Regions from separate parts of the Homo sapiens genome. Here region 2 is linked to region 1. A link is a contact called in ENCODE Hi-C or POLR2A ChIA-PET data. All regions are on one chromosome and are shown on one strand. The core of a region is the stretch at or near the end of the contact, and the rest is flanking DNA. Distances in the headings are between cores, read along the strand shown. Region 1 overlaps SLCO3A1 (solute carrier organic anion transporter family member 3A1). Region 2 overlaps SLCO3A1 (solute carrier organic anion transporter family member 3A1).

The links. Hi-C counts contacts between places; a loop is a spot of excess contacts on that map. ChIA-PET counts read pairs that join two places held with the same protein, here RNA polymerase II (POLR2A). Pooled maps may share reads with other maps.
Region 2: a loop to region 1 is called in a map of heart left ventricle, with 2.4 times the contacts of the local background. The contact joins two enhancer-like sites. A Hi-C loop is called at or near these places in 13 of 168 maps with a recorded cell type or tissue (HCT116, Right ventricle myocardium inferior, aorta and 6 more) and 3 of 50 pooled maps. POLR2A ChIA-PET finds 5 or more read pairs at or near these places in 1 of 52 experiments (A549).

What each region holds. Positions count from the first base shown.
Region 1 is chr15:91,974,115-91,977,631 of GRCh38, reverse strand. All of the region lies in intron 2 of SLCO3A1 (solute carrier organic anion transporter family member 3A1), which reads right to left. Among named protein-coding and RNA genes, the nearest start is that of SLCO3A1, 120 kb to the right of the region's middle. RefSeq lists enhancers at 2,543-3,043, 3,044-3,517. Within about 2 kb of position 2,216, at least 6 of the 41 ENCODE cell types and tissues checked have a DNase peak (open chromatin) inside an H3K27ac peak, as active enhancers do; they include heart left ventricle, where a contact is called at or near this core.
Region 2 is chr15:92,057,445-92,060,802 of GRCh38, reverse strand. The region is part of intron 2 of SLCO3A1 (solute carrier organic anion transporter family member 3A1); the gene reads right to left. Among named protein-coding and RNA genes, the nearest start is that of SLCO3A1, 210 kb to the right of the region's middle. Within about 2 kb of position 1,267, at least 2 of the 41 ENCODE cell types and tissues checked have a DNase peak (open chromatin) inside an H3K27ac peak, as active enhancers do; they include heart left ventricle, where a contact is called at or near this core.

The DNA.
Region 1 (3,517 bases), core at 967-3,466:
TCACCCACCTCCCAATGTCCCCACACTCCAGTTGCCAAAGTTCGTTATATCACTCTATGCCTTTATGTCCTCATAGCTTAGCTCCTACTTAGAAGTGAGAACATGACATATTTGGTTTTCCATGTCTGAGAACCCCACTTTCCTAGAGCACATTCTCACCATTTTTCCCCTTCCTCCCTAATAACCCCAAACTGACTGAACTGGCTTTCTCTGCAGCTGCCAGGAGATATCACCTCTAAGTGTGTTACCGACAACTTGGAACGTATCACAACATCCTCAGACAGCTCCTTCGCTTCTCTCAATGAGCCATGAGGATACAGAAAGGAGGGTCAGCAACATGAGGCTGAAGCTCTTGGGTCATCATAATGTAGGGAAGACCAGTGCATGTCACCCCCCAGGTGGCAATGAGGAATTGATTGCTGGTCTCATTGCACTGACAAAACCTCAGGCAGTACGTTTTTGCACAATCCATGTATCCATCCATCCAATCATTCATGACATGTAGCAAAAATTTACCACTAGTGACACTGTGGTACTTTCACAGTGTTTCACAACTATCACCCCTATCTAGTTCCAGAACACTGTCAGGATTATCAGGAAGAGGAAATTCCCACCTAATAAATTTTGGTCAGACTGGTTGATCTCAAAACCCTGTCTCCTGATAAGATGTTCTCAATGACAGTGGTGCCTGAAACTTCAGTAGCAATTTTAATTTCGCCCCGGTCCTGTGGTCCTGTGATCTCGCCCTGCCTCCCTTTGCCTTGTGATATTCTATTACCTTGTAAAGTACTTGATGTCTGTGACCCACACCTATTTGCACACTCCCTCCCCTTTTGAAACTCCCTAATAAAAACTTGCTGGTTTTTGCGGCTTGTGGGGCATCACGGAACCTACCAACATGTGATGTCTCCCCCGGACGCCCAACTTTAAAATTTCTCTCTTTTGTACTCTGTCCCTTTATTTCTCAAGCTGGCCGGCACTTAAGGAAAATAGAAAAGAACCTACGTGAATATCGGGGCAGATTCCCCGATATCTGGTGCCCAACGTGGATTCCCCGATAGAGTTGAGGCTACTCCAAGGAGAAGGAGGAAAAAGTCTCGAAGCCCAATGGCACGTACAGAATGCAATTGGTACATGGCTACAGCTGTGTTGTCCAATGACAGCCACATGTGACTAGTGAGCACTTGCAATGTAGCTGGTCTAAAGTAAAATACGCTGTACATTTTCTACTATGTTAAAAAAAATAAAGTAGCTACATTTAAAAGTAGAAACATGCAAAATTAATTTTAATAATATTTAATATTTAATCCAAAATATCTGAAGTGTCATTTCAATGCATGGTCAATACAAAAGTTATTAAGATATTTTACAGTCTTTTTTTGGTACTAACTCTTTGAAATTCTCTGTGTATAGAGTTTCTTTGCTTCCATCTATCTTCTCCCCAGTACAGTTTGGGACCCTCATCACAATCAACATCCCCATTTCTGCTTTCTAGCCCAGGCTGTGGATGGTTGGCCACACTTCAAGAAATAATGCAGCATTGCTAATTATTTTGAATGTCCATCATTTGCAGAGTATCTAACATTAAAAATAATAATAATAAGGCACCTCTACACACACTGCCTCTCTCTAACAACCCAATAATCAAGTGAGGTGCTGCAAGCAATACAGTACCCCAGGGGTTATAGACAACAAAGAGGACTGCAGGGCTCAGTGATCTGACCAAGGTCACACTTCAGTGAGGTCTTTTACCTCTGGGGCCAGGGTTCTTTCCTCACTCCACCACTAGCACAGCTCTTCAGGCTGGTGTGTGCTAGGGAAAGTAGGCTGCTCCTCTTGCCTGCCTTGGAGCGTCCACCACTGGGTGGCTGTAAGGGGCAATCTCATAGTTATAGGAACAGGTCAGGTGGAGGCGTAGGAAGGAGGAGGCTGTGCTAGCAGTGCAGACGCACGTCTGACAGGCTGAGAGGAAGGTTGTACCTGGATGCAGCTTGTCTGCTGGAGACAGAAGCTGGCAGGGTGCCCCCCTGGCCCTAGAACCTGCTGCCACAGAAAGTGATCATCAACAAGCTCCTAGGCTGAACCCAACATTTGAAATACACAGCTGCTTCATAAGCAGGGCTCTCACCAAGTGTGTGGCATGACAGCTGACTCAGTCTGTGGCTAATCCTGCCAATGGTTCCTCCTGTAACTTCTGTCCGCTTAATGCAATCGCCAGTGTCCTCTGCTCTCATGTTTAGGGAGCCAACTGCAGGGGACACTGCATGTGTGTTGCTGGACAGGCTTGGGACAAGGGGGTGGGGTGGAGGATGGACTATGATGAATCATGGATCATGCCAGCTCCAGGCAAAGGATTCAAATTCAATTTTTTAAAATGCGCACCTGTCAGCCAATTGCAGCACACCTAGGTACCAGTTCACAAGTTCAGCTCTAGAACATGACACTCTTAAAGCCCTTTCCTCTGCCTTCCCTAAATGGTAAAAAGAGAATAACACTGGTTAACTCTGAGAATTTACTATATTCTAGGCACCATTCCAGGCACTTTATTTGCACTAAATCATTTAATCTCATAAAACACCTATGATGCAGGAACACTTATTCTACTCATTTTACAGATAGGAACTGCAGTACAGAGAAATTAAGTTAACTACCCCAGACTGCACACAGAGGAACCCCAGAAGCTGGGATGGGAACCCAGACAGGGAGGCTCCCAGAGCCTGGCCCTCTGTAAAGGGTATCTAGTGCCAGCAAGATTTGCTTTCTTAATGAAGGAACTGTCTTGTCTATTTTGATGCTAAATGGGGACACTGGCTTCATCACACCTCTTGAAGACAGGGTCACCCCTACCCTATCACAGAGGGACTGGAAATGAATGTCTCCGCCTTCCTGCCAGCACAGCACATCTTTCCTCTTTCGGAGAGATTTTCCCTAGAAGCCACAGTGGACACTTGCAGGAGGCACCCAATTCTCTGCTCCCTGGGGAGTTCCCTGTGGTCTTCCCCTCACCCCACCTCCCGCCTCCCTGCCCTGCCCACAGCACACGCCTACCCTGCCTGGCTCTGCCCGCTGGCACCTTTTACCTCCCACCACGCTCTTCCCTCTGCCTGGACTCTCCCTTCACCTTCTAGTTTCCAGCAGTGACTCACCCAGAAACCTTCACCCTCCTCTGTTTCTCCAGGCCAAGGTGCCCGTTGCCTCCTCTGGAGCCCTGCAGCACTTGGCAAATACTCTCAATACAGGAATTTACACAACTCATTTTTATTCATGAGTCTGTCTCTGAAAACTGCAAGTTCCCCCAGGATACACTGCAAATGCTAAGAAGGCTTAGAGAAATAATAATAATAATAATAATAATAATAATAATAACAATAATGAAAATGGTGTCCGTTTAGGTCAGGCTGACCTCCTATGAAGGGACCTGGCTTTCTGGAACCTGCTGTCCTGGTTCTTATCCTTACTGTTGGACCCCAGGCTGACCTTGAGCCTTGAGTGATGTCCCACATCCCGTGAGTCTTTT
Region 2 (3,358 bases), core at 18-2,517, 84 kb before region 1:
ACCGGCCGGGCACAGTGGCTCATGCCTGTAATCCTAGCACTTTGGGAGGCTGAGGCGGGCAGATTGCCTGAGCTCAGGAGTTCAAAACCAGCCCGGACAACATGGTGAAACCCCGTCTCTACTAAAATACAAAAAATTAGCCAGGCATGGCACTGTGCGTCTGTAGTCCCAGTTACTTGGGAGGCTGAGGCAGGAGAACTGCCTGAACCCCGGAGGCGGAGGTTGCAGTGAGCCGAGCTTGCGCCACTGCACTCCAGCCTGGGTGACAGAGCGAGAGTCCGTCTCCAAAAAAAAAAAACTCGGCTCACTGCAACCTCTGCCTCCCAGGTTCAAGCGTGCCTCAGCCTCCCGAGTAGCTGGGATTACAGGCGTGCATCACAGCGCCCAGCTAATTTTTGTATTTTTAGTAGAGACAGGGTTTCGCGATGTTGGCCAGGCTGGTCTTGAACTCCTGACCTCAAATGATCTGCCTACCTTGGCCTCCCAAACTACTGGGATTACAGGCATGAACCACCGAGCCCAGCTGGCTAAGGTTAATTTATTTGTGAAGAAAATTTTTTTGAAATAAATGTAGTGTAGCCTATGGTACAGGAGTGTACAATACTGTCCTAGGCATTCACATTCACTCACCACTCACTCACTGACTCACCCAGAGCAACTTCCAGTCCTGCAAGCTCCATTCATGGTAAGTGCCCTCTATAGGTGTACCACTGTTTATCTTTTATGCTGTAGTTTTACTGTGCCTTTTCTATGTTTAGATACACAAATGCTTACCGTTGCGTTGCAACTGCCTACAGTATTCAGTACAGTCACATGCTGTACAGGTTTGTAGCCTAGGAACAACAGGCTACACCCTATAGCCTAGGTGTACGGTAGGATACACCATCTGAGTTTGTGTGAGTACACCCTGTGATGTCCCCGCAATGACAAAATTGCCTAACGACGCATTTCTCAGAAAGTGTCTTCATCATTAAGCCATGCATGACTGACTACAGTGATATGCACTTATCAGGCTGTGTTAGGGCTCTGGGCAGCAATGCTGGTCTGATGAGGTCACAGGGTCTTCTGTGCTAAAGGAGGCCTCAGTGTAGAGACCCCTGCATCGATACAGCCCTCTTCTCTCCACCAATGTGAATTTTGATATCTAAATCCAGGGAAGCCAGCCACTAGGCTTACTGTGGAATGAGCAGCCCTGGGCTCCTCGTGTGCCATCTGGTCGGGGGCACAGAGCTCACGGTGGGCACACTGCCAGCCGCTGCTCACAGGCGGGATAATGAGTGAAGTGACAAGCTTCCCTGAGGGCCAGGCATGTGTCCTGTGAAGCCCTGGGGAAAAGTGCTGGACAAGGGTGACGGAAGAAGCATGGGGAATGTGACACTCCTGAGGATGGACCCATGCTGCCAGAGAAAGTGGTGTGTGCCCCGGTTGCAAAGGGCTTTGGGAAGTTATGGAACCCAGCCCCCTGCCTGAGGGCAGAGAGAAAGCTAAACCAGCCCAGCCACAGGGCACCCGACAGCTTCTTGGAAACAGACAGGTAACAGTGTCCTTGCAGAAACCTGTTCTAGCACGCTGGCTTTGGCCTTTCTCTGTGACAGGAAACACCCCCCTAGGGAAGAGGTTGATCTACTTGGTAAGAGAGGGTGGAGATGGAAAGGGGAAAGCTCAGTTACCCCGAGACTTCCAACTGCTTCCCCAGCTGCTGATATACCATGACAGAGCAGTGACAGAGTGGGTTGGATAGTGCCTTCAAACAGATACTGCTCCAACCCTGACGCCAGCACTTGTGAGTGCGATGCATTTGGAAATAAGAGTCACTGAAGATGAAATGAAGGATCTCAGGATAGGCTCTAAATACAATGACTGATGTCCTTCTAAGAGAAAGGAGAGAAAGACACAGGCACAGAGGGGAAGGCCATTGCAGGCAGAGATTGAAGGGACGTGTCTCTAAGCCAAATAACACCTCGCATTGCCAGCAACCACCAGAAGGCAGGCGGGGCAGGCACAGATTCTTCCTTAGAGCCTCCAGAAGAAGTTAACCCTAAGACACCTTGATCGTGGAGTTCTGGCTTCTAGGACTGTGAAAGAATACATTTGGGTTGCTTTGAGCCACCCAGTTTATGGTACTTTGTTTCTGCAGCCCCAGGAAAGCATTATCCCTGATGGGGACTATGGTGATGTGGGTTTGGAATATTCATCTCCCAGAGAACACTAGGTGTCCCTACGTGAATGGGGTGATGGGCCACATTTGCCTGTTCTTCTCTTCCATGGGATAGCAGGTGGGGTCATCCAGTGGGGTGTAGCCATACCCTGCGGGACACCCAACATCCTATCTTCAAGGTCATCTGAAGGCCATTCCCTTAAAAGGAATGGGCTTAGGGGATGGGTGAGGGGTAAAACTCAATCATTTGGTTGATTTTAACTTACAGAATAAAAGGGGAAAAACTCAATAATGAACCCCATTTATTCTTTATGTATAGGGTTAGAACTCACAGACAGGCCTCTTTCCCTTAAATAGCAGAAAGGGCACTGAACTTAGACTCTCAGGACTTGACCTCAGTTTCTGGATCTGTGGAAACACCCTCCACCTTCTAGAGATGCTACACGGATCAGGCGTGCACAAACACACACACACACACTCACACACTCTCACGCTTATACAGGAACCTAGCGCAGCATTAGAAGATGGCTGCATTTAATCAATAGTGATGATGAGGCTCAAGTCCAAATTCAGCTGACCCCTTACCCGCTGTGTGACCACGGGCAAGTCACACCACTTCTCTGCTTCTTGTTTCCTCACCTGGGAATCTGGGGACAATAGGATGTATCATACTTACAATAAAAAGGAGAGATGGCAAATGCCATTAGCTTTGAACACTGCCCAGCAAAGAGTTGGGCTTTGTTTAATAATAAGCATTATTATTAACCATCATCAAAGCTGGGTCCACATTCAGGTTCTGTTAGTCCCCTGGTGTCGCCGAGGGCAAGGCCCCTCTCCCTTCTGCAACCAAATGTGCTCATTTGTCCACTGAGAAATGGGATGGCTCTGACAGCTCATGCAGCCTCTGATTATCAGTGATTCTTTTAGCTGGCTGGCACATGAGGTTCTAGGAGAACTCGCATCAAGAAGCAGCAGACATTCTGGTCAATGTCTGGAGGCTCAAGCGCTGGGTCTGGATGGGGCTGGATTCTCCATCCCCAAAGGTGGGGCCTGAGGAAAATCTATCTCTCTGGGACTGTGTCCTCACAGATGGACTGGTCTCCTGGTCTGCTTCTGCACTTCTGGGAAGATAGGCACATCAGTCCCTGGGACCCTCTCCATGTTGGGAGTGAAAATCCACTGTATTTTGTTTTTTTCCAA